Linked DNA regions of Mus musculus: all the other regions are linked to region 1. A link is a loop called in an ENCODE intact Hi-C map of the cell type or tissue named here. Cell type or tissue: left cerebral cortex. All regions are shown on one strand.

Region 1 (8,000 bases):
TTATAATATGTCATAATTTACAGAGCCTAAGTTGAACATATGTGAGAACAATGCATTTGCTTGTCCTGGATATATAAAATTTCTTGGAATTACATCAATTATTATAATCACCTTTTTACATATGTATATGTACATTTATAACGTCTATATAAGCCAATAGAAATGCTAAGGCCTAACAGGAAAGTCCTACAACTCTCCTGTATACTAGAAGAATATATTATTTTTTGTGATAACGTGAACATCAATAGCTACTCAAGCATTTTTATGTAGCTAGGCTTTTCTTATTTCCTTGAGTATCTCTTTTGAGAAAAGAAAGTAACAGAAGTCTTTATAAATAACAATGAACGTACTCCTGAAATGACCTCCTACCATTAGACGGGAACATTCTTGGGGACCGCCATATTTTACCCTTAGGAAGAAGTGTTTATACATCACATTATAGGATTGTACAGTGCACTAAGGTAAGTAACAGTGAAAGCTGTTCAGAATCAAATGTTCCACCAGCTGTTTGCCCTGAAAGGGTAGCAGCTATTTTGCCTAACTGTATGTATTCTGCACTAATGACTGGATAACAATAACTGTAAGGAGACCTTGTCCTTGTGGTGTGGTTAGCCTCCTCCATTTCCACTATAACTTGGGCTCTCATTTTTTTAGCAGACACAGGATTTTCTGAGCAATGTTTGATGGAGAAACCCAACATCTGGAGATACTATTTGAGACAAAGTTCTTTCTCTCTCCTCATTATATCTTTGAATAGTATGTAGGCAGCAACCACATACTCCAGAAATTAAAGCAAAATAAAAACAAAAAATAACACCAAAACACAAATATTAGGTGTCATAATGTAAGAGAAATTTTCTTCATAAAATAAACCCAAACTGAACTAAGTTAGGCTGACAGCATTAAGTGGCTTCAGGAGTTGTTGGACCTGTCTCATGTATTCTGAATAGCTAAGCATGTGCTATTCCTACTGAAGTGGTAAAGGTATCAGCAAATACCATGCTGTTCCTTTTTGTGGATAGAATCTATAAATCTATTCTGATGTTAATGGATTCCATAATAGTAGGAACATATATCTTGTCACTAGGATTTCAGTGACAGTTTCTGTTTGTAAGTAGAAAACCAACAAGACATAGTAATAAAAGATCAACTGGCTGCCCTGAGCACTACTGAGATGTTTCCTTTTCTCAACAAGCCTGAGTCATTGTTGCATTAAATACTGCTAAGAAATGTCACTACATTCAACATCATTGTATAGCATTCTGTATTGAAAAAAATTGTCAACTATTTCTGGCATTAAATTGATTGAGAGTCCATAGTGAAGTGCTTTTTGATGTAACAGTATATTTCTCCTTGTTGTATGGAGAGAGAGAGAGAGAGAGAGAGAAAACAGCTTGCTATATTATTATTGTCATAACTATCTTCATAATAATCAACTTTATCACGATTACCAATAGTGTTAACAGCAATGAAAGCAATGTCTCTGAGAATTGAACCTGAGTATCACAAATTAAAGGCAAACACAGAGACTGAGCCACACTTAGAGCCCTCTCAATTTTTAGGGAATATTTTTAATAACTACATGGAGCTCTCTCCACCAGTCGAGCAAGATGCGCAAAGGAAAGAAGGCCAAGGGGAAGAAGGTGGCCCCGCATCCCCGCACCGCCCCGGCGTCATCAAGAAACAGGAGGTCAAAAAGGTGGTCAATCCTTCCGTAAAGAGATCTAACATGCTTTGTCGAATGGCTCTGCTACATCAGGCTGCAGCTGCAAAGAGCCATCCTCTATAAGCGGCTCAAAGTACCTCCTGCCCTTAACCAGTGCTGAGAAGAAAGCAGCTGGCAAAGGCTAAGAGTCCCAACTAAGAGACCACCTGTCCTCCGAGCAGGAGTCAATACAGTCACCACCTTGGTGGAGAACAAGAAGGCTCAGCTGGTGGTGATTGCCCATGATGAAGAACCCATTGAGCTGGTGGTTTTCCTGCCTGGTCTGTGTAGAAAGATGGACGTGCCCTACTGTATCATCAGGGAAAGACCAGGCTTGGGCGTCTGGTCCACAGGAAGACATGCACCACTGTTGCCTTCACCCTGGTTAACTTGGAAGACAAGGGTGCTCTGGCTAAGCTGCTGAAAGCTATTAGGACCAATTATAATGACAGATATGACGAGATCCGTCACCACTGGAGAGGCAACGTCCTGGGTCCTCAGTCTGTGGCTCACATTGCCAAGCTGGAAAGGGCAAAGGCTAAAGAACTCGTCGCTAAATTGGGTTAAATGTACACTGTTTTCTGTACATGAATATAATTATAAAATAAAAAATAACCACATGGAACAGCTACAAAATTCAAAATAGCATGTTGTCTATAAAGTAAATCACATGCTAATACATTTTAGAAACCACTAGAAATACTTTAATCCTAAATGTTTTCATTAGAGTAAAAGACAGGAGGATCTCAACACTCTTACAGCTGAATCAAATGTTTTAGGATGTACTTGGTCTTTATAAGGTATTTTAAATGAATGACGCTACAAGATCCATTTAGAAATGCATGAGTTGGGGCTGGTGAGATGGCTCAGCAGGTAAAGCACTGGCTGCTCTTCCAAAGGTCCTGAGTTCAAATCCCAGCAACCACATGGTGGCTCACAACCACCCACAATGAGATCGATGCCCTCTTCTGTTGTGTCTGAGGACAGCTACAGTGTACTTACATATAACAATAAATAGAATCATTTTTTTTAAAAAAAGAAATGCATGAGTCTTGATACTTCTTTCAAGTTGTAATTATTATTTCACTTGTCTTATGGATGGATGATGGAGGGATGACCACTTAATTCTTAGAAATCCAGATTTGTGCTGTTTCCTGGTACTCATTTCTGTAATTCTCAACTTCAGGACAGGTTTTAATAGATTCTTTAATGATTTCAGAAATTCCTAGAATTCTGTTTTAGTAAGTGACTATGCTGCATTTTCTGAAGTTTAGAAAACTTCATGTGGATAAACAAATATATCATATATTTACATTGGTTATTCTAAGTGTATGGGGGTGGGCAGGGAGGGTGGGGGAGGCGTGTAGCAGAAGGTGGAAATGGTACCTGAATAGAAATTGCTAAAAATGGAATTTATTTCTAAAGACTCCAATGGGTATCAATTATGAGGATATCAACTATAATTACCTAGTATTTTAGAAAATTCCTTCATTTATTTTAAAAAAAGACATGTCATTTATACAATTTAGGAAATGGTATTCTTCCAAGCCTGTCAGTTCCTTCTTACAGGACAACAGACTGATTGACTCTTGAATATAGAATCTTGTGTTTTCTACAGTATCATATCTACATTAGGTATTTTTCTATTTCCTCTCTTCCTGTATCAGTGTGGCCACTCTATAAGTATTATCCTGCCGGACAATATCACCACAAGCATGCAGAACTTCTTTCATGTACCTGGGTCACATTGTACACATATTTTCCTTTTTCACAAAGCATAAAAAACTTAATATTCTTGATACTTTAAATATCTTTCACAATTAACTCTTTTAAAAGAGTGAAAACCATAAAGGATAGTAATATTTTATTTAAATGTCAACATTAATCTAAATAAATATTCCTTGTTAAACAGTAATTGATTTTTAGTATTTCTACTGATCGTATAAAACCCTAAGTAAGTATAAAATACTTTGAGTTAGGCACATCAGCTCTTACAATGTTAAATATATCAAAAATTCTGGAAACAATAGGTAATTATCTGCATACTAATGTAATATTACATTTTAGACCATATTAATATTGACAATGGTTATAAAATGTTTAACTGTTAAATTATTATAAAATCCATTAAAAAGTTTGGCCATATTACACATATACATTGTCAATGCGTGAGTAGACACTAAATGTCACAGGCCAAGTTCTTACTAGCATCCTAAGAAATGCCAAAGAAGTTATCTAGAAAAATATTAAATCTCTACAGATTATTAAATAGATGCAATTGAATACATAGGAGAAGAAAAATTTCCAAACATTCCCCTTTCATATTTTTATGATGTTCTTTATCAAACTTGTCAAAAATCTGACTCATGGCAAACACTGAAGTAAGTGACCTTTTGTAGAGAACTTAGAAATTTTGTTATTGCTTTTCACATAAGAGAAGACTTTACTCCTTGGACCAGGCTCACACAAAGCATGCTTGGCACTTGAGAACTTGATACCCTATTCCTGTAGAGAGAGGATTGCAAGTGTACCAATTAAGTTCTGAGGTTCAACAGCAGCTGATATAAACATAATCCACACAGAGAAGAAACTTAAGAGAGAAGAGAGTTGTGTTTACATGTGAACTCATCAAAGTCTACAGTCATGTTCTAGAAGAAAAGTATGCATGCGTGTTTTGTTTATTAATCTTTATCACAGACAAATAAAAGACAGAAGATTAGATAAATATGGTTCATGTGTTCCAGTTCTAGCACAGAAATCTTAATTCTGTTATAAAAATTCTGGTTCTCATATATGATGAAGACAGTAGACATTTGTTCTTACAATCACTGTTCTAATGCAGAGAAACTGAGTTCTTTACCTCAGGTCTACCCACTAATTACATACCTCCATAGTGCTGCGTACACAACTGCTAGAGTTATCAAGGCCAGGCAGGAGAGGCCACTGCCTACTATGAGGGTAACTGAGGGGGTACCAGAGGATTCCATGACCTGTAAGTTGAGGGGGGGGGAAGAAAAGAAAAAGAAAATTTACATGAACAAAAAATAAAATTCTAGACTCAGAGAAAGTAAGTGATCACTCAGGAATAGCACAGATAGTTGTTATAGTTACCAGATACTTAACCACAGAACACTCAGTTCACACATCCTGAAGCTCTACAAGGACTAGCTCCCCCTTCCCTCACACTGTGAAGTAAGAAAGCCTTAGAGTTTCAAATGCTTGGTTACAGCCCATCACTTAGAGTTGTCTCCAAGACCCCAAGCTATAACGTAATCATCACTCATAGGTGAGACTTTGAGTGAAATCTGAAGCAGCATGTTCATTTGGTTTTTTTTTTTAACTAAGTACAGTTTAGTTATTTCTCCATATGATTCTTGGTGAGATTTATCTTGCTACTCCCATTTATAAATCCTTATGTTACCCAAATCTGGTGCACAGTTACTGAAAAATCTGAAACTTTCTGACTTTTGACAACTTTGTTCTGAGTCAAGAATTCTCACATGAAATTTCACTTGCTTGGCTTCCAAGTATACAGAAGAAAATAGGATGCTATGCTTAAGCCCTTCAATTATATTTCCCCCTATGAACAAAGTATGTGGAGATAATTTGCATAGTGCCACTATCAGTCCCTAAAACCATGACCTTGAAAAATAAGCTTATATCTTTAAAAACATATATAAACAGTACTAATACCCACTGGTCCAAATAGCTTCTTCCTTTCTTAGACAGTAGCATGACCATAACTAATGAATTCAGTTGGTTTTCATAAATTTTTATATTAGAAGTTTGAAGCAATACACTGTATGGTTAACTGTGTCACAAAATTTGTATCAAATTATTAGGTATACGTATCATTAAAATAAGCAAAAGTAGTGATACTTTTAGGCCAGATTCAGGCAGAAAGTCTTATATATCAGAGTATCTATTTGTCATTATTTTAATTTTCTGTAAAATTTTCTCAAAATACATTTGGTGAGAACATTATTTTTCTCTTAGACTGCTCTGTACAGCTCTTTCTTTCAGAAACTAATTTTTCTTTTCTTTCTTCCTTTGCAAAAATCTACATGCTTTTAAGGAATGATTTTACAGTTCCAAACAACCATGTCTCCATGAAAACTTAATTCGATTTAAAAATACACATGTATCCAAGGACACCCTCAGAAAACCTGTGCTGGAAATATCCAATGCAGATCTGCAATGTGTTCAGCTCTAGTGGCTGGGGTCTTCTTTCTACTCCTAACAGCATTGTCACAATTTCCCCTAGAACAGCATTCCAGTTTTAAAATAAACCTTGAGTTGGCAATTATTTTTATTTGAAAGTTTGCAGAATATTACTGATATCAGAGTAGATCTCCAAAACTATACTACAGAAATGCCAAGTTATAAGACATAAAATTGAGTAGGATTTAGTTATCGCACACCAACTAGAATTCAATTCGCCAAGCTACTGTAGCTGAGGAGAACAACCCGATTTTGCCACCCTGCAACCTTTTCTATTTCCCCCTTTGAAATGCAGTTCCCTGGAGAAACACTCGCCACAATGTCCCTGCCTTTGCATTAAAGCCGTGTTTTCCCTTTGTTACTTACTATTTCTCTAGGTTGCTGAGCCAAAATGGCGAAGGTAGAGAGCCGATCACATAAGCATTTCGTATGGGATGCATCGGTAAGCACAGTTTTACATCCCTGGGTGGACCACGTTCCCAAAGACTCGTTCCTGCAAAGGGGGTGGAGGGGAGATCGGGATAAATACGCCTGACAGCCAAGTCCGTAAAGAAGAAAATGCAGTTTAATTGAGAGAATCGCCTACTGTAATTCCCGTACAGGAAAAAAAAAATCTACTTGTTGTTGAACAGGACGTAATTTAGATGCATCTCCAGTAATGCAAAGCGAGAGTGGGAAAAAAGCAAGCAGGCGGTGGTGCGGCGTGCAGAGAGCTGTCCAGCGCCGGAGGTGCTGAAATCAGGACTAGCTCTGTCCAGCCCTCTGCGAGAAACAGCGGCGGCGGCAGCGGCACCAGCAGCCGCCGAGCGTTGGCAGACACTTGCTATGCTCATCGGATCGTTTCAAACACTCAGAGTGTAAAGAGGCTTTTCATATTTTCATACCAGCTCTGATTCCAGGCCCGTGGTTTGGACCGTGAATGCTGTCTTTTAAAATGCGGATTTCTCTGAAAAGCCTGCCTAAAAGGTTACATAGCTTGGGTTGGGTGATATGATCTTCCCCGCTGCTGGTAAGGGATTTTTCTTCCCTTTAGAATTAGCTGCTGTGAAAATTTCACCCTGGAAACGGGAAGAGGTATCAGCTGGTTCCGACTCTCACTGCCTTTGCCTGGTATCCAGGGAGGGGTGGGCTTCAGATTAAGCTCCCACTCCACACTTCACTTATTCGAACGCTCTTCTAAAGCCCCTTAATATTACTTGCCCTCAACTGCCTCTTTGTCCAAGCACAGAAACATTAAGCTAATTCCAAGTCCACCGAATATTTAGAATAAACCCACCCCAAAGTCCAGCAGGATGGGGGAGGGGGTCTGGTTCAGTTTTCTCTTTGGTGTAGCCATTTAAAATGCTAAAGCATATGGTTTCTTTCCCACCCCAGCAGAACAATAAAAATGGTATCAACCTACGTCTCGTTAGTAGAGCTGGTGGTGATGGGGGAGAACCCTGTCACCCCCCCCCGCCCCCGCCCCCCTGCTGAACTACTCTGTAGACAGAGAGGAAAAGGGCGAGCTGCAAGGCTCAACCAATCAACTTTATTATCCTTACACGTGCTCTGTATAGAATGCACCAATTGTCACCTCCCCTCCCCCCAGGCATGGAAACTCTCCAGCTAGGAAACCTGTATGTGTGAGTGTAGTTAAATATTTTAGCCAAGTTACTATATGTGTTAAAAAGTGACTCTAAAACTTGAAGGGGAAACCTCACATGGATTAGTGTTAGTTTCTATGTACCTTTGATTTTGCCTGTAACAGTTTTTAATGCCTGAGGTCACTGGCTTAAATGTGCATATAGTCCGTTTCATATCAGTGAGGGTTTGTCTCTCACACTTGGACTTCCAACTTAAGCTACAGAGTACAGTTTACACTATCCCTTTTTGGAGTCTATAAGCAGTCCCTTTTGAATATTCATGGGATGATATCAAGAAAGGACACACTATATTTGGGAATGATTAGGTAAAAATTATGCCCTATCTTAATGAAAACAAAACAAAGAAACCCCAGAGTGTTGGCCACTTCAGAATTTTGTAAGCCTTCCATGACATCACTCAAGCATGCCAAGTTATCTTTTAAAACTAAATC
Region 2 (8,000 bases), 61 kb before region 1:
CAAAATCTCAGACTCTTAAGTAATACAAGGCACTTTCCCCCTGCCCTTTCTGACACAGAAGGTTCTTTAGAGATAGGTCAATCACTTGTGAGACAGATAATGCCTGTTAATGTGTTAAGACAGATTAAAATAGAGAGAAAAAAAGGAAAGGAAATTTTGTATTTTGAGATGGAATCCAAAGAGATTGGGCAATCTGTGGTCAGCTGACCAGACACCCTGCGTAAGATAGGAATAGAGTATGAGGAATCACCAACCAGACACATCAAAAGGGAAGGATAACCTGAATATTCATTCTCTTTTCCACTAGACAACCTTGCAATGGGTTTCTTTTGATTCCAGAGCACAGCTTCCCTTAAGCGACAGTGTCTAGTTTTAGAAAATGTGCACCTGTAAAATCTACTTGTGCATCTTCGAGATGGAAGCCTTCTACCAACAAGACATGTCCTTCTCAAGGACTGGTAGGCCTTCACTTTGAAAGGTATTCACCAATCTGCTGCAGATGCTCCAAGTCTCTGCCGAGTGGTAGAGTCTCATTATTAGCAAATATAGACGGCCACTTGCACTGACCGCTCTCACCATCAAGTATTCCACTAGCCCTCTCTTCAGCCTTCAAAAATCCTCCAGTGTTTTTGTCTCAGAAAAGTTGTGTCTAATATCCCACCCCTATGGCAAGTCTCTCTCTCCCTTCACTGAAGTAAGAAGTTTTCCTTGTCATTTTTAATAAGGGTACAGTTACTCCCACAGTAATTCCTGAAGAGCATGAGAACACATTCTTCCAGAGAACAAGGACAAAGGTAAAACACTCAGTAGGTAGTAGAACAGGAATTCAACCTATGAGCTATCTCTCCTGTAAGACCAAGTTCTTCTAATTGTTGCTATAGTAGGAGACAAACTAATGACAGAAATTGGTAGACAAAATAATGTCATTTGAGAGAAAACTAATTTGAATGTATACTTCTTGTTTAAAAATAGACATAGCAAGCAAAACTTAACTTTCTATTATGAGTTAAAGGCCAGATACACTTAATTATTGATTTATTTGGCTACCTCTTTCATCCCAGGAAGGCTCCAAATTACCAATAATTATAGCTTGATTATAAAATGACTCCAACGGTTTATGTGTTAAATAAATGCTTGGTTACCCTGCACGGACTCTGGGGCATGATTGGATCAACATGATTTTGAATGTCAATCAGTGGTTAATCCGTTGACAAACTTATAACTTCATGGCAATATTGGAAGGTGGTGGAAGCTAAGGTATAGCGCATAATGGAAAGGAAGTGGGTCATTGGAGACAACACATAGTGGAAGGAAATATGTTACTAGGTGTTTCTCTTGAGAATGTGTCTTCTGCCTTTCTCTTTGTTTCCTGACTTCCATGCTGGAGTAGCTTTGTTCCCTCATGTCCTTTCTGCCATGGTGCTCTTGCTTGCCTCAGGTGAAAGTGAGGAAGTCAGTTGACCAGGAACTTACACTTCCAAAACCGCAAGAATCAGTACTTCCTATTAAATGACTTATCATGGATACTTTGTCACAGCAATGAAAATCTAACCTATCAACTGAGAGCCTTCTTGGTTCAAGTTGTATGGTTCAAGTCACCTTTTGGCAAGTATTCTCTTCTCACATTCTTATATTTTTATTTGCTGAGCACTTACTGCGCGTATATGTATATGTATGTATATGTATATGTATATGTATATGTATATGTATATGTATATGTATATGTATATGTATATGTAAAGTATATGTATATGTATATGTATATACACACACACGCACACATACATACATATATACATGCATACATATATGTTTATATGACACATATACATGTATATGATGTGTGTGTGTGTCTTACTCCTAATACATAATATGTATAAGTGGCTATCTCTGCTAGAAATAAAAGTCAAGCTGCCAGCTTTTACCACACTGACAGAGCTCCTAGGACCTACAGTTGCTCACAAAACCCCACAGTTCAGCTATTAATACACTGCTCCATCAAGCATCCCACATTTGCTTCTGAAAAAAAAAGTGTGAAAAAGATGAGAGTTTATCCACACATGGCAGGAAAGTCCAGCTGGAATGTCAGCTTTGATATTACCTTGTTGACATCCACTTTAATATGTTCCATAAAAAACAGCAATACATTTTCACACAGGAAAATGCCAATAAACAAATCAATTCTCATCCTATTAAGAAACCTGAGGTTTCAGGAGGTGTCCTGAAGGTGATTCCAAGTACAGATGTTGGTTTGTTCCTTCCTGATAAAAACTACATGAAACTCCATCTTATAAGCTCTGTCTTACCCACAGGAATGGTATGGTGACAATATGACACAATTCCAGTGAATATATTTTCCAATAAAAGTCTTTTAAGTGAGGAGAATTATTTTTATTACTAAGAAAGTGGCCATCTGCTTCTGAAGAATTCAAGTGAGAACACAAATATCTATTTTACATGGAGTACTGTTCAGATAAAGCGTTTTTATCGCCTCATGTGCTGGAACACGACTCAAGCTGAACAGCACTCTGTCCCATAATTTTTTGACATGTGGAGGGTTATAATTACTTCCAAGGAAGAATAAATTCATATTAACATGGGAAGTATGTTGCCGAGTCTGAAAGCGAACATTTGAGAGATGAGGATCAGTGAGATACAGAAGTGAAGATGGAGTGAGTACATAAGAAGAGGTGAAATAGAAACGCTGCAGAGTGCCCTGTTGGGGTGCAGCATGCCAGGAAATGCCCATCCACAGGAGGTATTCAATCCCTTGAAGTTCTCACTGTAATCTTACTTGTAACCGCTGTTAACAACAACCCTATGTCTCTTTGAATATCTAACATCTTGGCTACCCTGAGTTTTATAAAAAAAAAAAGTTTCCTCACATGATATGCACCCACTGATAAGTGGATATTAGCCCAGAATCTCAGAATCCTTTTTAGGGATTTTTAGAAGGGAGAACAAAATACCCATGGAAGGACTTACAGAGACAAAGTTTGGAGCAGAGACTAAAGGAACAGCCATCCAGAGACTGCCTCACTTGGGGATCCATCCCATCAACATCAACCAAACCCAGTCACTAGGCAGATGCTAACAAGAGCCTGCTGACAGGAGCCTGATATAGCTGTCTCCTGTGAGGCTCTGCCAATGCCTGGCAAATACAGAAGTGGATGCTCACAGTTATCCACTGGACAGAGCACAAGGTCCCCAATGAAGGAGCTAGAGAAATACCTAGGGAGTTGAAGGTGACTGAAGTCCCATAGGAGGAACATCAATATGCACTAACCAGTACCCCAGAGCTCCTTGGAACTATACTACCAATCAAAGAAAACACATGGTGGAACTTGTGACTCTAGCTGTATATGTAGCAGAGGATGGCCTAGTCGGTCATCAATGGGAGAAGAGGCCCTTGGTCCTGTGAAGGCTCTATGTCCCAGTGTATGGTAATGCCAGGACCAGGAATGAGAGTGGGTGGGCTGGGGAGCAGGGAGGGGGTAGGGGATAGGGAATATTCGGAGGGGAAACTAGGAAAGGAGATAACATTTGAAATGTAAATAAAGAAAATATCTAATAAAATTTTTTTTAAAAAAGAAAAGAAATTATAGCAAGGGAAAAAACAAAACAAATGAAAAGGCCTAAGGCCTATATATCATATGAACAGATATATACTTATGGTGATATTGGAGGATATAGATGGTCTAAACGTTTTACCCAATGGAGGACTTACCATACTTCTTACAAGGTGAATTTTTCATAGGGTAAACACTGTCTCCTGTCACAGCTAACATAATGTCAAGATAGCAATTAAATGTATAGTTAGAAAGAAAGAAAGGAAGGAAGGAAGGAAGGAAGGAAGGAAGGAAGGAAGGAATGAAGGAAGAGTTTCCTGTTTGACATAGGTAACTATGCTTAGTTGCTTAAGTACCAGTTCAAGAAAAAAAAAAAAAAAAGCATAGCTACACAGACCAACTGGAAAGGGATGCACACCATTCTGTTCAGGAAATTATGGTATTACCAGTTTATCAGCATGCATATAATCTCTCCTCCTTCCCCAAAGTTAACAGAATTTACTGATTCATAGGCATATGCTGATCTTGTCTAAAAAATGAATAATGGAGATATCAACATTTAGATAGGAACAATCTATTGGAGACAAGGAAAGAAAAGTGACAGCTCTCAGTTGCACTGTGGGTTAGTTACATTGTCTTCCTTTTCTTCTCTGACAGCATCAAGTAATCCAAAGTAAAGTTGAATTATTACATCTCATCAATCGCACATTGGTGAGAGTCTAAAGGAGCAATACTCGCTTCCCACTGGTTGCACGTGATACTTCTGGTCCCAGGACACAGCTATGCTATCAGTGACATCTGCACTGGTCCTGAGTCTCCTGTTCCTCAGTTGGGTAGGTTCCTGGCATTATTGTTCCTAGGTAGTACGATCAATCCTTTGTTCAGCCTTTGGAGGAGGCTGGTTGCTTTCCTTTCCTCTCCAGTGGCCTGTCCCTGTTGGAAAATCATTCTCTCTCTGTTCTTGCTATGTTACCCAGGAAAATAACTTCAACTTAGAAATTGTGAGTGGCAGTCACATATACCCATTTCAAAAAAAAAAAAAAAAGAAAAGAAAAGAAAAGAAAATGATAGCCAAGTTCCTCATTCTAGCACTAGCAGCCACAGTGCTGATCTTGGAAAGGCTTGATCTGTTTTTCTAGCTTAGAAAATCTTAACTCAAAAAAGAAAAATACAGGGAAAAGACAGTAATGTTTGGTCAAATGAAACTTTACTTTCTTGTTTCTCCTCTTCCATTATAACTTATTGATGAGCTCTGGATTTAAGAGATCCTTGCCTTTACTGACATTGATAATTTAAAGTTGGCTCCGGATTTTAGTAACACCAGACAATGAGTACTTTGCCTTTCTTTCTCCTGCCAAATCTCAGCCGTCTGCAGCATCTGCCAGAGCAGACTTGCTGCAGTGGGAGAGTTACGAGCATAGCAACGCAAGTGGCAGAACAATGCCAAATAGATGCTTGATTTTTCTCTTAGCAACAATGTTACCAGCGACGAATTAGAAAGGGCGATATCACATTATGTCATCAACATAGAATTGAAGATTTTATTACTGAAATCATGACTCTTCAACCATGAAATCTTATCTCTTAGCAGAAAATGGCAAGGCACAAAAGTCTGATGCACATCAAATTCCTCTGCCTTCTAGGAAAATGCAAACAAACAAATCTAACCTAGGAATTGAATCGTTACATAACTCAGGCAGGATCTCTCCCTGAGCGTTATCCAGAGACCAAATGTGAATATTTCCAGCCCCACTGCACAGGTTTCGTCTTCATTATATAAGAACCATATGTGTAAGATTTATTTTAAGAGCTAGCAGTGCACTGCCTTGGTAGAGTGATATGTGAACGAGATCCAATGTGGGAAGTGTTTGAGTGGATTGTAGAAGACCCAAGGCTGCAGCTTGCCATCAAAAAGCTCTATATTGGGTAAGACACAGTATTTAGTTGAATCACCATCACTCTCTTGCCCCTGTGCCTGGATGGAATGTTGAAATATCCCACTTCTATTTTCCTCCATCTGTCCTATTTACCTTATAACTCCATATGCAGATTTAGGTACAGCCAAATACACAATGCCTTTTGGAAAATGACTTCTGAAATGCACATGTGTTAGAATGTCAGAAAAGGTTATTCGTCAGAATCTGTCTTCATAACGTGGATTATTCGCTTTAGCTCATATGAAAGCAACTGACTGAATAGAAATGTTTCTGCAATCTATGTTCTATATCTTTAATGAATTTACATTAATTGGAGTATAGTCAGGGTGAGTAGAAGGTCTCTGGTTGTTTCAAAATGAGACGTTAAGACAGGGAGTTAGTTCAACAGATTAATGAAGAGCTGAAGAGATAGAACCAAGAGACTAGCAAAATCAGAAAGATATTACCACACCATGCTACAGACCTTCAAAATCAGCGATAGTCGAAAACCAGAGCTCTGGATCAGAACTTTAGAAATGCTTACCCTGCTCTTCCCAGCTGTGTTTCTTCCCCGGAGAAGAAAGTGGGTCAGGAGAGCATAAACACACAGATGCTACTATTCCTTTGCAGATCATGCTTCTGTCCCAACTTGAACGGTGTAGTGCCATATCCTGAACACGCTGTTTCCCTAGTCCTATCTTCTCCCTTCCCAGAGCATCCCAAAACACAGCCTTGAGATGGATAAGAGGACTTATCTGTTTACAGGGAGAAGAGAAAGATATGGTGCCTGTTCTTTAGTGCTATGTCCCATTCATGGAATTTTTCTAGTTCCTAGACAGTAGAGTTTTGGTAGAATGAATAGTAGGGTAAGTAGCCACATCACACCCTCTTGCCTAATGAGTAAGAGAAGGCTGTTGTTTACTCCATGGATTCCGAAGCAACTATTTTTTTTAAATATAGCATTTTGAAGATATATTTATCAAAACAGAAAGATCCACTATGTTTTTGTCTTTCATTTTTGCATATTGCACAGATGTATGTGAGCATTATTATGTCTCTTACCCAGGGGCTTGCATGTGTTGGGACAAGGGAGAATAAGCCCAGAAGTGCCTACCTAAAGGCAAATGAACTCATGGAGAGTTTCCAGTTGAGAAAGAAACAGTGGTTGGAGCCCAATAGGAAACAGAACTACAAAGAGGTGACTCAGTCTGCCCCATCTTGTCACCATCTCCTCTGGTCATCCATTTTCCAACATCACCTTGATGTTCTAACCCAGGGACGGGAAAGCAACAGAATCTGACCAATGTAGTTTCCTATAATCTGGAGGGGGCACAGCAGAGAGAGCAACACAGAGAAAAAACAAGAAAATGCTACCACATAGATTACATAAATGCGTTCTTCAGAGGGCTACTTGATCTGGTTTATAAGTGCTCGGAGGGAACACAAACACCTAATCAGCAAGAAATGAAATCATCTAATTCTTAAAAGGCTTGAATAGACGTTTCTCCAAAGAAGACATACAAAAGCCCAAAATGAACATGAAGCCAAAACTGTTCAACATTCCCAAATCACCACAGAAATGCTAATTAAAACCACGATAAGCTATTATCTTGCGCCTATCAAGTTGGCTATTATGACAGAATTGAAAGGTAAATGTTGGAGATGATGCAGAAAAAGGAATAGCATTGAACACTGTTGATGAGAATGCAAATTAGTGTAGTTATTGTGGAAAGTTGTATGGAGCCTCTTTGAAAATTAAAAATAGAACACCTGTATGATCTAGCAATCTCATTACAGGGCATAGATATTCAAAGACATGAAGTCTGTATGTCTAAGAACAGCTACTTTCCCAGGTTCAGTGAACAATTATTACATGAGCCAAGATACAGACTCAACCTGTCTACATTCTTTGAACGTGTTCTCCATAAGTATGTGTTAGAATCTAATACTCATTGCAACACTCCTGAGAAGAGGGGCCAGATTAAAAGTAATTAGGCCAGGTAGGCAGAGTGAGTCTAGATCAAGCCCTCTAGCACGTGGGTAAGGGGAGTCTGAGCTACTATTTACTCACTCTCCTGCCATCATAATTATCTACCACCTACCATGGGATGATATCCAAGGGGCTGGTGTCTTAATATTAGGTGTCCTACCTCGAGGTATCATGAACCAATACATCCCAACTGCTATAAATTACTGTGACTTGGTACTGTGTTGTAATACCACAAAATTAACTTAAGGCCCTGTCAGTCAATGGATGGATGAGTAACGCAACTATGAAGCATATACGTAATGGAACACTGACTAGAAATTGAGAAATAATGAATCCTGTGAATGGACTTGGAGGATACTATGTTAAGTGAAAGAAACACAGAAAGAAAAACACTGCATGGTCTCACTATTTTTGGAGTATAAAAACATTATTTGCATAAAAGTAAAGAGCAGGTTATCAGAAGCTGGAAGCAAGAGTTTGGATAAGAAATATAAACATTTCTGTTAGACACCAAGAATGAGTTGA
Region 3 (8,000 bases), 120 kb before region 1:
ATCACCTGGTCAGCCCTCCATCAATACCTTAGAGACTTTTAGGGCTATCTGAATTTTAAAAGGAATTGGTTACTATTTCTCATTCTTTACCTGCTAACATACTGCTTTTTATGTTTCCTAGTCCAAACACAAATGTTAATACTAGGCCAGTTATGCTTCAGAAAACTCATTCCTATTCCATCTCCGTTCTGTTGGTGTTGTTTGGCTGTCTGATGTTCTGTTTTGTGTTGAGATGGGTTCATGATAGGTAGTTCACAGTGTGCTCTTGAGCTGGGGTTCCTCTTAGCTCTGCCTCACAGCGCTGACATTCCAGGCATGCACAGCAACTCCCAACTCTGTTTTGATGATAGCAATTTTATCTCATTTGTAAAGTCTGACAGTGTACTTGTGCCTACAGCAGCAGTGACCCCAGTGGTACTCTGGGCTCATGTACAATCTGGACATGTCACTGGGCAGGTGCCCTTTCTTATGTTTTATTCCCCTGGTGCTTTCTTTAGGCTATATGGGGAAAACACCATTACTTGGGGCTACCTGTACATATTCATAATTAACAAATCTGAGTTGCAGCTCCTCTGTGGATTCTAATATTCAAGTAAGTCCAAGTTGGGGTAGGAAGCATAATCAAAACCTGTTTTATAAAACTATTAAAAATTACTAAAAAGAGAGAGAAAGAGAAAAAGCACAACACACACACAGACACACATACAGACACACACACACACAAAGAACAAAACAAAAAACACTAAATGTGAAAGTCCACAGTGCTTCTGTGTAAAAATCATTATCTTGAATTCTAGACTAGATGAAAATACTCCTCACTGTTGTCTGAGACACCATTCTAAACACTCATCGCTACCAACAGCAGACCCTTGATTCAAAGGCAATCCAAGAAGAACAGTCAGTGGTCATCAAAGTACCAAGTCTTTACCGAATTCAAAAGTTTGTTTTATTAAGTGCGTGTGTGCATGTGCGTGTCTGTGAGTCCCCATCCAGGCATGGGGGGAACACAGGCAGCCAGAGGAGGGGATTAAATCCTTGGAGCAAGAGTTATGAGCAATCATGAGCTGTGGATACAGGTGCTGGAAACTGAGCTTAGGTCCTTTGAAAAGGCAACAAGGCCTTTTAAGCACTAAGTCCTCTCTCCAGTTCCCAATGTATTAGCCATAATGACCTAAGGAGAACTTGTAACTTTATACTATTTTATTAACAAGGAGTTTATTATATATATTCTTGAGAAACCATGACTTTATTTATCAACCAGAAGGAAAATAAAAGCTCACCATGATTTGAGCATGTCCATTAGGAAAAGAACTTGAAGAATCAGCATTGATTGGATCCTGGCAGTTTCTCAACCGGCATCTAAATGCATCTTGAACCTGTGGGGAGGAAAAAAAAAACATTAATTTTCATTTTTCTCAATAATAACTAGAGACTGTCCATATTGGCCATCAATTATGAGAAAACACTTCCTTTGCTGGTATGGTAGAAGACTCACTTTGTTACCTGTTGGTTTACCTGTTTGTTTTTGAGATAGGCCTCATTATCTATCCCTGGCTAGCCTGGAATTGGTTATATAGATCAGTCCTTCCTTAACATCCTATGCGGTTCTGGATGCAGCATGAACATAGCATAAGAGATTTCTGAGAACTCTACTTTAATTGTGGTACTACAAAATCTCAATAGAGGCAAAGAGCACTGATTGTTTTCCTTTTCCACGACACTTCAGCACCAGAACACACATCCTTCTTCCAGTGGCCCCTTAGGCCTCTCATAAGTTCTTGATAAATTTGTTCATAGGGGGCTACTTATCCAAAATCTATGGTCAAGTCATTTTTTTAAAAATCCTTCATCTGACTTCATGTGTTTGATAGTCTCCTTCTCATCTATTACAATCTGTTCTATTGTTATCAGAAACATAGCTGATGTTGTGTTTTCCCTATAGGGAAGCATTATTATAGAGACGACAGGGTAAGCACGTATGGATCTTTGCTTTTGAAAAGCACAGCTCTATAACCTCCTGTCTCAGTTTGGCTGTGAGATGCGTATAACACATATGTTGGCCAGGGAACAAACAAATGTAAACCAAACAGAACAGAACGGATCAAGACCTGGGTCCATGAATTTGTCTTTTTGTCTCCCTCCTACATAGTTTTGAGTCATCAATACTCTCCCCAAATTGCAATTAGGATCTGGGATATGGACCTGAGTAGTCGCTACCACAAACTACCCTGCCAGCCCGATAATGAGATCTGCCCGATGCCTTCTCCCTACCTAGGTTTTCTTGCCTTGTGGTGCAGTCAATTTCTGTGAAGTGGGACTGAGAGCAGGTGTCTTCTGATCACTTCTATTCTATGATGCTAATATTGCTAATCTCAGATTCTTCCAAAAGAATGATCGGTTCCCAGATACATTTCTTGGCTCAACACAATGAGAGTCCAGCTGCCCTGAAATCTATTCTGATTCCTTTTTGCGAAGACCCAGATGAACAGGAGAAGCGAATCATTCAGTTTCTCTCAGCGAAGCAGACAAGCCTGGGACGGAGCAATGCCTCTCTCATCCTAAATATCTCTGGGAAATTCCTTTTTAGATCAAGGAGTCATTGTAGATTATAAAAGGACACAGCAACAATAGAAAATTGGCAATGAGTTCAGTGTTTGCCGGGTTCTCATTATTTTTCGCTTATTCATAAGTCTGAATGAGCTAAACGAATTATTGTTTTTCTTTTTTTAAAAAAAATATCCTATAAGCCATTGTCAGAAAAGCAGGTCTATGCTAAAAATCTGTTTTTACAAGGTGTAACAATAATTAAAGAACAACTTATAAAGGAAAATAAACATTAGGATCATTGCCTTTTGGGAGTTTGTTAAGAGAAGATTTCTTTCAAAGCTCTTTCTGAATACCAGCATACACAAAACCTAAAACACTGCAGTGGGAATGAAGGTCCTCATGTCAGCTGTATCAGGGAATCCCCTATTTCACTATCACTGTCTTCTTCATGTTTCTAATTGGGAGGTGCTTTGATGGATAACTATATTTTGTTATGATAAGAACATCATCAAAGGGTTACCGTGTTGGAACATGGAATTTTGGCTGACCTAAATATGTGTTCCTGGTCCCTGGTCAGTTATATTTGGCTCTAGAACAAACTGTTTCTTATCTCCTTCAAAGGAAGAGGGCTGTGTGTCTCCACTGACAGTAGCAATATTAAGCACCAATTTCACTGGTCCTCACTAAGTGTTCTTGATTTCAAAGCCATTGTCAAATAGTTGTCAAAGATTTAGTGGCTGATATTAAAATAAGGAAAAGCAAAATCTGTAAATTTCTCTTCCAAATTATCGTCTGGTGGATTGATATAGTTACAAAATCTCTCTCTCTCTCTCTCTCTCTCTCTCTCTCTCTCTCTCTCTCTCTCTCTCTCTCTCAAAACATACACTTAGACCACATAAAAATCAATACCTTAACTGAAAAACTTCCAAACATGACAGTGGGTTAAGGGCAAGTCTACCCTGGAGAGTGACATCAGCTTTATCAGTCAATGTAATCTTACAGAGGTAGAAGACAGAAAAACACCCAAATTTTCCACTGTGTTTAAGGTCATTTTAAGGTTTTAAAGAATTAGATTCGAAGACATTTTTAGTGGAGAATTCTCATTCATAAGGATTTGAGGGGAAATTTTATTTGATTCCAAATGCTTTATTTGCTTTTTTTTTTTTTTAATCTAAAAACACACGGAGGCTATCTAAATGGATTGGCATTAAATATTTGCTCAACACTGTGGGAGGAAATGATGAGACAAGATGCACAGGGCTCATCTCCTTACCACAGAGGAGCTTAAGGGAAGATAGTATCTGAACAAGGTTCTAGTCACTTGCAAACATTTTGATAATTGAATTTTCTAGCAGGTAAACAGGGGGTTTTATCCTTAGTGAATGAATATAAATTATACCCATGAAAAACAGAAATCGTTTGAAATTCAAGTTCTAGAGAAACAAAAATAAATAGCAAAGAGAAAACAAATAGGTCATTCTATGCCATACTAAAATTAAAGTCCCCCTGAATTTCCTATGTCAATGTTATATTTATAAGGCTAGGCAGTAAATGTCCTTGGTTTACTATTAATGAAAACCAATTTCTTACTTAACAGTTTTATTTAAAGTTTATTATTAGATATTATCATTACAAATCTGAGCTCCTGTGAAATTAAATTTCAAACCCTCTTTGGAAGCTGGTAAACCCAATTTTTAAATGAATCCGTGGGGGAACAATGAAATATTTAACATTAATTATGTCACACTTCTTATCTAGATTATAAAATGTCTTCTCTGTGAAATATTCTGAAATAGGTCTGTCATTCTAAGTGATGATCAGATAGGCCTAAAGGTAAGATAGAATAGCAAGGAACAGATATATAACTAACTATAAAATATTTAGGGGACGTTAAGGGAGTCTGATAGTCTGTAGTGAAATCAAGAGAAGGAGATAGACAGAGACATCTTTAAGAATACAGTGATAGCTATCAGCGCTGTGTGTATTTAAGTTCCAAACCACAGCTAGGGGCGGCTCGTTTTGCAGTGGTATCAGTGACTGGAGACTCACAGTTGAAAAAGGATATAGAAGTCTTCTGTGACAAGCCTTAGCCTCATCTCCACCCCTCAATAGAGTGACAGTCTGAAAAGGAAACTCTCAAAGGCGGGTGTGATAAAAACATGAGAAAGATGCTCGCTCTCCACAATCAAGGGTTTCTGGTGGGGATGCAGATAGGGAAGGACTCAGTTTCCTTGAAAGGGCTGGCTACTGAGAGTTTGACCATGCTCAAGTGAGTATATGGGAAACACAAAATACATACATGCATGCATGCTCGCTCGCGCGCGCGCGCATGCGTGCGTGCGTGTCTGTGTCTGTGTCTGTGTCTGTGTCTGTGTCTGTGTCTGTGTCTGTGTCTGTGTCTGTGTCTGTGTCTGTGTGTCTGTGTCTGTGTCTGTGTCTGTGTCTGTGTCTGTGTCTGTGTCTGTGTCTGTGTCTGTGTCTGTGTCTGTGTCTGTGTGTCTGTGTCTGTGTCTGTGTCTGTGTCTGTGTCTGTGTCTGTGTGTGTGTTCTTTTTCTTTTGGGAGGAAGGGGTCCACAAGGGTGGGAGAAGGACCTAGGAACATTGGGAAATGAGTGTACATGATGTGAATTTTCTAAATAATCAATAAGAATATTATGTTGGAGAAAAGTGCCTAGAAAGGAATTAGTCTTTCTCCTGGATGAAATCTTAGTTCTTAACAGTTTGCAGGGGAATGTCTTCCTCCTGTCTCTCCCTCACCGAGTGCAGCATTTGGGTTTTCTCAGCAGCAGCAAGCTGAGGGCTTCTCAATTGGTCTTCACTCCAGAGACAGCTGGCAGAGAGTCACTGTGCAAAGTCCATGCCAGATTTAGAAGTTGCAGGGGAGGAGCATCCAGCACCATTGGCCGTGTTACAAACCCCACAAGCCTCGCAGGGAAGACTTGCACAGTTTGAAACAGGCTCTGCATTTAGCTGCTCAACTGCTCAGACCAAATCTTCACCTCTTAGAAAATAAGACAGTGTTACCTCGAGCTACTCTTCATGAATTCTTGTGAACTCCCAAGATCATTTTAAGTCAAGTTTTAACCTTGTACTAAATTGTTATTATTTTTGTGGATATACATACATACACACACACATATATATTCTATGTGTTTTCTTAAGTCTTATGTCTACAGTCTCATCTGTTGTTTCATTCTTGAAAAAATGGCACAGATATTTTCAACATAATATTCTATTTTATATTTAATCATTAATGAATAAATGTCTTAGTTTTATCAACACTATGCAATTGACTTAACTAATACAAGGGATTTCACATTTAAAAAATAATTACTGGACTTTCTCCTCATGAAATAAAACAAGCAAACAAAAAGGAAGTTTTGTTGTCTGCTATGCAATGCCAGGTTCAGAGTACATTCTCAGATTCCAGCCCTGATACACCTTTACTGGGTTTCCGTAGTGCTGGGGGATATACCAACTGCTAACTGAAATTCCTATGCTTTTGACCTACAAATTAGTTTTTTTAATGTCCCTCTTTGGGGCACACGGAAACTTCTTTAGATGATCTTTCAAACACACGGTCTGAAAAATGTAGCAGCGTTCCTTTCGTGTGCAAATGTGAGGGGTGGAGAGAAGAGATGCTAGACACCATGCCTTACACCTTCACAGAAGGCTCTCATTCCAGCCTAGAACCATGGCCTCTGAGGCAGACAGGTTTGCGGTGATGCATAGAAGAGCAAGCTCATGCTTAGATCGAGATAGGTGACAGACTTGAAGATAAAACCATGTCTCTTGCCTAAAACTCCTCCTCATTCCAGGACACCACCACTCTGGTTCTATCTTTTCAAATGTGCTGAACAAAGATTGAACTTTTTCAAGCCAAAGAATGAATAGGAAAAAAAAAAGACATTTAAAAAGGGAATAACTAGATATGTTTTCATCTTATCCCTTTAGTCAGAACACGTTGGCTCCCTATACTAGTATAACAGAGCTGGAAGGCGAGAATTTGAGGATCGAAGAGGAGGGAAGTGGGAGCTGCCTGTCAAGCTGCCAGTGTCCAGAGCCTCTGCTCACCGGACACAGCGGCATGATGCTGATCCCCAAAGTTGGGGGCAGCTGGAAGGAAATGTGACTGGAGGAATTTAGAGGAACCATAAATCACAGTTGGGTGCTCCCTGGCAGGCATGGCAGGGTATCAAGTTGTGTCTTAGGCTCCCTATGTCTGAACTTGTTCACGGAAGCCTCCTCTTCAGCTAGATTTCACAGCTTCATTAACCTCTTGTGCACCTGGACACACAAACGGATGAAGACAGAGAAGGATGCAGATGTTCCTTGTATAATTGGGATTGGGGCATCCTGGGAAAGCCTAACCTAGAAGCTGCAAAATTTACACATCCTGGCCCAAGAAGCTGGATGCAGAGTGGGGTGAGATGGTGGTAGGACTAACAGCATGGTCTCCTAGGCTGTGTCAATTCCACGCTTCCTGCCAAGGCTTATTTTGTTGCTCCTTGTCATTCTCCTACTTTAAGGCACATGCTTTGTTTTACTAAAAACAAAACAAAACAATGAAATCTTCAAATGATTTTCTTTTGGCATTTTCCATCCGGTCTGAGAAGCAGGACGGTGGTAATGCATGATTCAATTGTCTCCTAATCCATGTGCTAAGTGTCTGCCTTCCAAGAAAAGTGTTCCAATCAAGCCCCGAATCCTCTCCACATTTGGCTACTTACTAATGCTGGAAAATACATTCACCATTTTTCAGATACCATTTGGATCAAGTAACTGTAACCAAGGCCACCTAAGGCTCTAACTAGAACTCTGATATGAGGGGAAGAGAGAAGAGGGAGGGAGGGAGCCACACTATCTATGTTCATTTTAAAATTTTTCCTGAAAAAATTGCTTCACAGGGTTGAATGAACACTTGAGGCCTTATTTGGTACAGCCTGACCTTCATGCTAGAGCTTGGGAGAGAGAGAGGAGAGAACCCAGGCTCTGACACTAATATTGTGGAACGGCCACAGGATGTACAGGCAGGCATGACAAGATCATCCACATAGGGCTCAAATTTTAAGCACCCTTTTCTCTTCTACTTAGCGGCAGGGTTTTATTGTAGCTTATTTTGTAGCACAAGCTTGTTATTTTCCCCATCTGACATCAAGCTGTAAGATTGTCTTAGAGTCTGGCACAGCCAGAGACAGAGATGAGAAGAATGTGCAGGGACCAAGAAAGTGGTTTCCTAGCAACGGGAACTATTTCAAAGGTTTCATAACTCTTGTGTAGTTTCATTTCCATAGCAATGAGGAGAATAGTAAATAGTATGTGTTCTTATCTGTTCAATCCAAATGAATTCTAATCAGCAAAAGCAGGAAATATCTGCTTGTTCTACTAGATACAATTTGATTAGGTAGAAAACATTAGTGTCTGGGCTGTACATACTATTTTGTGATCAATA
Region 4 (8,000 bases), 140 kb before region 1:
ACACTGAGGAGGACATCTTGTCACATAACATAGAGATAGCATTACCATATTTTTTTATACTTTCCAGAGAGTAAGAATTAGCATTTCTCCACTTTACAGCTAGTCTGTCTACCTTTTGCTTTATTTGGCCAGGAATACAGGCCTATCATAAATGCTATCATTCGGAAAGGACTTTTCCTCCAGCTGTAGTAATGACTAATTTTTTAAAAAGTTATTATTTTAATCTTCACACAATAATTAGGTCTCAATGTGACAGTGTTCAACCCAAACTTGTTTGCTTGTCTGTTTATTTGAAATCCTCATGGTTTAAGGCAAAAGAATTAATGAAATGTTAGAATTGGATAGGAGCCTTGGGTAGTGTGTAAGGCTGAAAGTTTGATAAAATGACGCGTTCAGGAGTCCACAGGGCAGCCTGGTAAGGGTAAACTATGTAAGGTGATCATTATATAAAAAGCCCTCTCAGTGAGAAGGGTAGCATGGAGCTTCACATAAAGTCAACTAGTTGAGTCCACATTTAGAAAGCAGGTGGGGAATTGGCTTGACAATCCAAAATTACAATTACATGTTGTGTTAGTGTGATAGCATTAATTTTTAAAAAAAATTTTTTTGAAACAGAACTTGTCAGTCCCTGTAATTGTACATGTATTAAAAAGGGAGTAACACGAAGCTATTAATAGGGGAGAAGTATTGTTTCAGTGTTTCTCCCCAAAACTTCAATTTCTACAGTATTCCAGTGAGAACTACGGCGGTTAAAGAGGTAAGGAAATTACGCAGCTCCTATGTTGTAACTATTCTCCACCAACAGATATCTTTAACATTGTGGTTCTATGTGTGGAATGCGAGGTCTAGCATCTGCTCAGGGAAGCTGCTAGCGGTTGCCATAGAGACTAGCTGGGAAAAGGAACACATTTCTTCTAGCCTTCTCAGTGACACAGTGCGATTTGCTTTCTTCCTAGTGCCTGTTCTTACCACGGAACTCCGGCCAGCCTGGAAATTGCTATGTGGTCCAGGCTGGCCTTAAACTCCCCAAGATCCACTTCCCAGGTTCTATGGTTTCTTTTCTATGTTTAATTTTGCTATTAATAACTTGTTTGTAGTGAGGCTTAGTTTAAGATCTAGGTTTTTACTATATTTCCTCACTGAGGCCTAGTGGGTTAATTTGTATGTTCATTCTTTTGTGATAACAGAACAGATTGTTGCTTTCAAGGCTATGCACATGAACACCTATGAGCGTGCACACACACACACAAACACGCACACAACACATACACAAAACTTATTTTAGGTGGTCACAAGAAAGTTCATGTTGCACATGACACATAAAAACAGATACAGTTTGATCCTTTATTCTTTGGATACCTAAAGGATTAAAACATTATTTGTTTCTTAAAGGACATCAACAGCGATGTGAAGTTTGCTAAATAGTTTTAATTTTTTTTTGACGGATTTGGTTGTTTTGTTTTTAAAAAGTTAGACATCAATGAAATGTAAATTCCAAGCTTTGTGGTGACAATGAGGTTGCCCAGATATTTGTGATTTAAGCACTGATGCTGGACTCTTGATAATTATTTTGTAGCATAGAGCCTGAGTTACTACTAAACAAACCCATTTCCCTTGGACTCTTAGCATGAGCCCATCCTTCACCTTCATATTAGATAAAATTACCAAGTTTCACATTGATATGCATTGTACATTGTAGAACAGTACATTCACTTACACAAATGGAATGATTTAGTCAGAAGTTTCCATGTACCAGGAGGCCTCTATAATTTCAGGAATATCTGTTTAGACTATTGTGTTCTATGTATGCATCACAAGGGTACAGATATGTTGGAGAAATTTATCCTATATTATGCCCAATTATGTCAGCAGGCTATGAATCTCATCCAATTACCAAGCCGCATAAGTGCATTTATGTGATACTTAAAGATCATTAATTTTGTACTTAAGCGTAAGCTGCTTAGACAGTATCATTTTTGTGACTTCCAGTACCAATACCAGCATCAATATAAATTCAATGCAAATTAGAAAATGAAAATCTTCATCTTGTTTATATCTGTGAAAAGACATTTAGCAAACACAGGCACACATTACACCAATACTAGCTACTGGGAAAATGCTGCCAAATGTACACCCGAGACCCTAAGGACAGGAACCACAGTACAAGACAAGTGAGCGAGCCGCAGACGTGGACTTGCCTACCCGCCAAGGCATCCCCTTGGGATTTCTACAGGTCATTCCTGTAGTAAAACTGGAAAAAAATGACTTAGGTTAAAAAAACAAAAAAAAAAAACTTAGGAAATTGGCATTCCCACGTCCACTGACTTGAATGGACTGATTCGATTCCACTATAAGTTATCTACTGCTAACAGTCATAAAGTAGGTCTTTCCTTGACTAGAAAACGTCAGTTGAGCATTTCCTTGGAGGAGTCATCACAACTCTAAATCATTTTCTTCCAGTCGTGGGAACAGTAAGGATCCTCGTTTTAGAGCTCCATACAGTGCTACGTTTGAGCAGTTATAAAGCGATCTTGAATTCAATAATTAAATTTACAAAGTAATACATAGGAACTCACCTCAAAGTCAAGGTCAGAATACCGCGATTTTCTTCTCTGTGAGTTTGTTTTTAGAGGAAGGAGAAAAACAATAAAGTTATGTTTAGTCACTTAAACCAATGGACATCATTACATTCAATGAAAATAATCCCAGTATTATTAATAACCCTGTTATATGATTCCATTAAGATTATTTTTCTGACTTGAAAATATTCCATCAGTATGTTTCCATTTTCACCTCGAACTTCACTTAAAGGTAGAGGATATTACATTTTTTTTTTTTTAACTTTGGGTACTAATGCTCGTTTTCAGTGAAATGTATTTTCATTCAATCCGGAAATGGTTCCAGTTTTAACAAAAACCACTTTGCAGACGTGGAGGACTAAACGTAAAATTGGGAAAATAACCTCTGTACTTTTAGACGTCCCCCAACAGACACCCAGATTATTTTTAAATATGCTCTTGCTTTGTAGCTCAGGCTGTTCTCAGAATTTAGGGGCTTCTTGCTTCAGCTTCCAGTGTTCTAAAAACCACACTTGATGTCAAGCAAACCCTGCCTGCCCGTCTGGTTATGCTCTGATGTTTATATGTCAGTCTTGTACAAATTTCTCAAAATTAGGTCATCTCCTGCCAAAACGCTTCTTGTTGCTAGTTCTTAGGAAGTGAACATTTTTTTGTTTGTTTGCTTGTTTTTGTCTTTAATTCCTATTTAGTCAAGCAACAGATATTCTACACCCCAACACACTGTCTCACAGTGTTTCTCTCAGACTCTAAATCTGTTAAACACCCAAATCTAGTTATAGGTACACGTGCATTGATGAAATAAAGTAATTAGTCAGTGGGCTTGATACAATCAGGAAGTATGATTAAAACAAAGTGGATGTGAGCTCATGTGATAATGGGACTTTCATGATATCAGTATGGAGATGGTATTTTTAGCATCTGCTCCAGGAAGCCACCGATTCTTAAAATGGATGAGGTGGAGAGGGAGATGCCTGTAAATTTATAAAAAGATCTCCACAGTTTTAGAGAACAAAGAAAATTTCTGCTGTGCTTTTTCTTTAAGTAGACTCCCCCCTGCCCCTCCCTGAGGGAGTTGGGGAGGGAACCTAAGGGAACGTACAGTCTTTCTGGCCAGATCATGTTTTGTCCCCCCACCCCCACCTCCCAACTCCCAGCTCAATATCGACAACCTTAACATCACTGGCTTCTCAGGGTTTCGACTGCAGATTTATGGCAGATCTAGTTGCCATTATGACTGTTATGAGTGTTATTAAAAAAATATGACTTTCCTGCAGCTAGAGCTAAAATTGTCATTATAAAACCAGGACCTCCTGTGCAGCCTAATCTCGGAACATGTTTTCAGCAGACAGAAGGACTTAAGGAGGACCCGGGACACTTCTGACATAATCTCATTGTGGTGAAACTGCTGAGCACCAGAAATCCAGGCTTGATGGAATACTGAGGAGAGAGAGGAAATCGGGAACGCCTTGTGGAAGTGGAAACTAAACATGATGCCCTCTTGTGTTCTCCTTGTCTCCAACAGCGTGCTGCCTTTGTCCTGGTGACATCCTGGAAGAGGCAGCAATGAAAGAACACATCCAAATAAACCTGGCTCCGCCTCGCACTGTGCAGCATTCTGCTAGACTGAACGTCAGCGCTCCCATTCTTCTCTCCCATGCACACCCAGCCTTCTTGGCACTGTGGTTCAGCAAAGCTTTTTCTTTTCCTTTTTTTCTTTAATAAATATGTGTTAAGAAAAATCTAAGCATGGACACATTTAGTTAAAAGCAATTATTATAAAACATTAGTCATGAGCTTTTGTTTCTTCATCTGAAACGTAACTGATGGAATCTTGCAAAAATGGTTCAGTCAGCTTGAAGACAGAGAGAGCCTTCTGCTCTATGCACCGAGGGGCTCTCTGTTGCCAAAGGTGAAAACGACCATATGTTGCTGCATTTGTTTTGGATCACAAGGCAGTGCTGCCTAGGAATTGAGGATTTGGATGCATACACGGTGCCAAAAAGCTTTATGTTATAGGAGCAAGAAGAAAGTATGGGAACCCAAAGAGCCCCAGCAACAGATTCCAACGCCTATGTCGATGTGCAACATTTTTCTTTCTCTCCCATGTAATTTCGTTAAAATTAGATGCTACCAAAGGGCATAGCAGGGCTGGCAGGCTACAAGGATTAGATGAAGGAATGAGAAAATTTTAATCAAAACCTGGTGATGGGGTGTGGTGGAGATGGCTACAAAATAAATCATGGAGGTTTAAAGATCAGATAGCATGGAAAATGTGTCAAGCAATCAAATCAAATGTGTGTGTGTGTGTGGTAGGGGTAGGTATGTATGGCTACTTCCCCACAATACTGAGTATTCCAATCTATGTGCACCTAATAAAGTGTTTTCACATTTGAACATACTAACCAGACTTCAGATGGTTGGGAAAACGGTGTCATTTTATGAATGAATGTAACTAAGAGCCAGAGAAGTTAAAAATAATTTGACCAAGTCACCCGGGAGGTAAGTAAGTGAACTGTGATAAAAACTCAGGTCTGGTTCAGAGTCCAGTGCTTTCTACATAAGATCTCACCAGCTCCAATATGTAGGATAATATTTTACAAACAAGATGTCTGCAGCATGCTGTTCTGGAACTCAGCAAGATAATACTAGATGGCCGTGGTAGTCCGCATTTCACAGTAGTGGTACTGAAATATGTTAGAAGAATAAAGCAAGGTCAAACGGACTAACCATTTCAGGCTAATTATATTTTGAAGAAGAAGAAAAAAAAGCCAATTTGATGGTCGTTATTTCTCAGAAAATCTGTGTTTTGTAAAAACAAAACAAAAACAAAATGCTTATTCAAATAGATAATGAGGCAATGCTACGATAACAAACAGATGTGACTCTTGTTACTGAGAAGTTCAGTTTGTCTTACGTGTCAGATGCTCGTAGTACAAAGTGGGATATCAGAAAGATCCCAATGCATTTTGATTTTGCCTGTGTCTACCCTGTGTGCATATCCATGAGATGTTCTGGGAAGTCTTTTGAGGCTAGAGTTTGCTGAGACTGTGACCCACTTACGTGTTTATTCAAATGTTCTTCTGGGCCTTGTAGAAGGCCACTGTAAGGCATAAAAAGTGCTTAGAAATAAAGACAGTGTTTGCTTGTTTTGCATGTGTGTTCACATGTGTATACACAGGCTTCTGGGTGTGTACGCATGTATGTGGAGGCTAGAGGGCCTCAGCTGTCCCTCAGCTACCGTGTGTCATTTGGTTTACTTGTTTGCTTGTTTGTTTGTTTGGGGGGACCGGGGTCTGTCCCTGGTCTAGATTTCACCGAGTATGGTTGGGCAGAGCTCCAGGACCTTGTCTGTTTCTATCTTCCCAGTATTGGGGTTATACACAGGTGACACTACACCTGATCAAGGATCAAGGGGCTGAAATGAAGTCCTCACACCCTCAATGCAAGCTCATTCCTGACTGAGACACGCCCTCAGCTCTGACCAAAGATTTAAACAATGAGAATCAACTAAGCTTCTTGATTTTTTTCTTCACAAATAGTTGGGTAAGTTTTAAGAAATGCTACATGTAAAATTAAAACAATCCAATGTGATGTTGATTTGTGTGTGTGTGTGTGTGTGTGTGTGTGAAGACATAAACCATTCTGTCTATGTAGCCTTCACTTCCAGGTAAGTTGAAACACACCCTCCTTTCCTGTGCAGTACTTAAAAGACGTCTTTCTTCCCTTTGCAGCTTCGTTTTTGCAATACTCCACTAAGAACTCATCCCAATTGCATTATGCTCTTAATACTCCATTAAAATTCTTGTCAAAGGCCTCTAATGAGCTCCATTTGGACAAACAGCAAGGTCAATTTTCCACCCTCCTCTCTCTGGCCTCTCAGAAGCTGTAGAAAGTTAATCACTTCCTCATTAAAGCTCTGCCTTTTTCTTGCCCCTCCTCTCCCTCCTTTCATTCACTGCGGCTCCTTTTGAAACCTCTGTTGCTGCCGGTGAATGCCCATTCTTTCTAAACGTGTAGCTGCTGAGGTCTACTCCATCCTATATGGTTTCATGGATTACATGGCTTATCCCTTAGGCTTTATTCCCACCTTTCAATATGCAAATATCCCCTTTTACGTGGTCTTTCTCATCACTGACAGTTAATAACTCATCAGCCAAGACAGAGGCTTAGAATTGTCCCTCCTTTGTGTGCATCCCTCGCCTTACATATTAAATCCACTGATGGGTTGCCTATTTGATCTCTAAAAGGTCTGTCTGTCTATCCCCTCTTTGTCACCCACACCTCCACATCTCTAGTCCCTTCTTAGCTACAGAGCTCCAGCATTTGGCAGAGAATCTATCACAATAGTGTGCAGTTCTCCAAAATTCTCAGTTAATGCTTGAAGGAGTGTAATATGATAGCCCCAGAATTCAAACCAATGTGGCTTTTGTTTTATTGTTATTGCTTTAAAGAATAGCCTGGGAGAATTTGAATAACCAACCAACCTAAAGATATAAAGAAAACCACTCCAAGTAGGCAAGTTGGCAGCTAAGAGAATCAAAACAATTTATGAGGAAGCCATATCTTTTACTGATAGAAGGGAGAAATTCTTTAGGATGATTTAATAGTGAGGAAACGTGCCATGGTCATGGTCCCAGGCTACTGAGAGGGCCACTTATTGCATATGTGCCCAAAGGGGCTTCCACACACAACTCTTGTACAATAATGAATAATTTCTCAGAGGGACTATGTCATTATTTGTGTCACTGAAAATTAAACTGGACAAGACACTAGAAGAATCACAGCAAGTAATGAATTTCACTGACTAATGAATGGCAATATGAATGCCATTAAAAGTTTCTATTATAGGATGAGCAATGGACTCACTCACAGGGAGAAGAGCTTTGATAACAAATCCATTAAAAATAGCTGTGGCAATGGAGTCTGGGAATAATTAATTATCTGAAATGGCTTTTATTCGAGCTAATTTTGTTTGTATGTCTGCATAAAAGATAAGATTCTCTAATCCAGGAACAAAAACAAAGCAATAATGGGAAAGTTTTCCTTTTACCAGGCCAACATGAGAAATTATAGATTATATGTACAAAATGAAATGTGGTTTCTGCATGGGGTCAATTTTTGATGTTTTCTGTTTGTGACAGTGCTTCCTGGTTCCTAAGTGAGACTATAACATTCTGTGTACGTTCTTGACTATTGATTTAGCAGTATTTAAGCTTCTTCAAAGACATTCCAAGTGTGATACCAATGATATGATCACAATACAGCCTTACATCTGAAGTACTCCTTACTATCATCTTCAAAGGCTTTTCATGTAATTCGATCCTAATGCCAGACACGAGGGAAGCACCACTGCAGTGACATCATCACTAAAATATTGGGGAACCATTATGCAGAGTGCTCTGTACTCCATATCCAGCAGAA

Evidence for each region. A loop is a pair of places that touch in the nucleus more often than their neighbours do. Peaks named below come from ENCODE experiments on the same cell type or tissue, not always from the same donor. Only the 100,000 strongest peaks of a DNase experiment are listed, where the experiment ranks them.
Region 2: it touches region 1 in a loop (4-fold over the local background); 5 of 42 quality-filtered maps call a loop at or near these places.
Region 3: it touches region 1 in a loop (2.3-fold over the local background); 3 of 42 quality-filtered maps call a loop at or near these places.
Region 4: a loop joins it to region 1, with 3 times the contacts of the local background. A loop is called at or near these places in 3 of 42 quality-filtered maps.

The regions. Positions count from the first base shown.
Region 1 is chr1:25,222,129-25,230,128 of GRCm38, forward strand. It overlaps Adgrb3 (adhesion G protein-coupled receptor B3), which reads right to left. Exons shown (of 31, transcript NM_175642.4): 17 at 6,293-6,419; 18 at 4,592-4,695. Among named protein-coding and RNA genes, the nearest start is that of Gm20172, 52 kb to the right of the region's middle. In left cerebral cortex, CTCF peaks have their summits at 4,888 and 6,174; DNase peaks (open chromatin) are centred at 4,852, 5,935, 6,676, 7,309 and 1 more place; H3K4me3 peaks cover 3,472 bases; H3K27ac peaks cover 2,296 bases.
Region 2 is chr1:25,161,225-25,169,224 of GRCm38, forward strand. The region is part of intron 19 of Adgrb3 (adhesion G protein-coupled receptor B3); the gene reads right to left. Among named protein-coding and RNA genes, the nearest start is that of Gm20172, 110 kb to the right of the region's middle. In left cerebral cortex, no CTCF peak of the experiment used is centred here; DNase peaks (open chromatin) are centred at 2,552, 4,991, 5,401 and 6,085; H3K4me3 peaks cover 330 bases; H3K27ac peaks cover 4,194 bases.
Region 3 is chr1:25,100,153-25,108,152 of GRCm38, forward strand. It overlaps Adgrb3 (adhesion G protein-coupled receptor B3), which reads right to left. Exons shown (of 31, transcript NM_175642.4): 26 at 1,281-1,376. Among named protein-coding and RNA genes, the nearest start is that of Gm29414, 77 kb to the left of the region's middle. In left cerebral cortex, no CTCF peak of the experiment used is centred here; DNase peaks (open chromatin) are centred at 4,686, 5,403 and 7,745; H3K27ac peaks cover 3,777 bases.
Region 4 is chr1:25,081,668-25,089,667 of GRCm38, forward strand. Adgrb3 (adhesion G protein-coupled receptor B3) reads right to left here. Exons shown (of 31, transcript NM_175642.4): 29 at 2,577-2,612. Among named protein-coding and RNA genes, the nearest start is that of Gm29414, 58 kb to the left of the region's middle. In left cerebral cortex, a CTCF peak has its summit at 4,111 (motif pointing left); DNase peaks (open chromatin) are centred at 879, 3,495, 4,171 and 4,514; H3K27ac peaks cover 3,496 bases.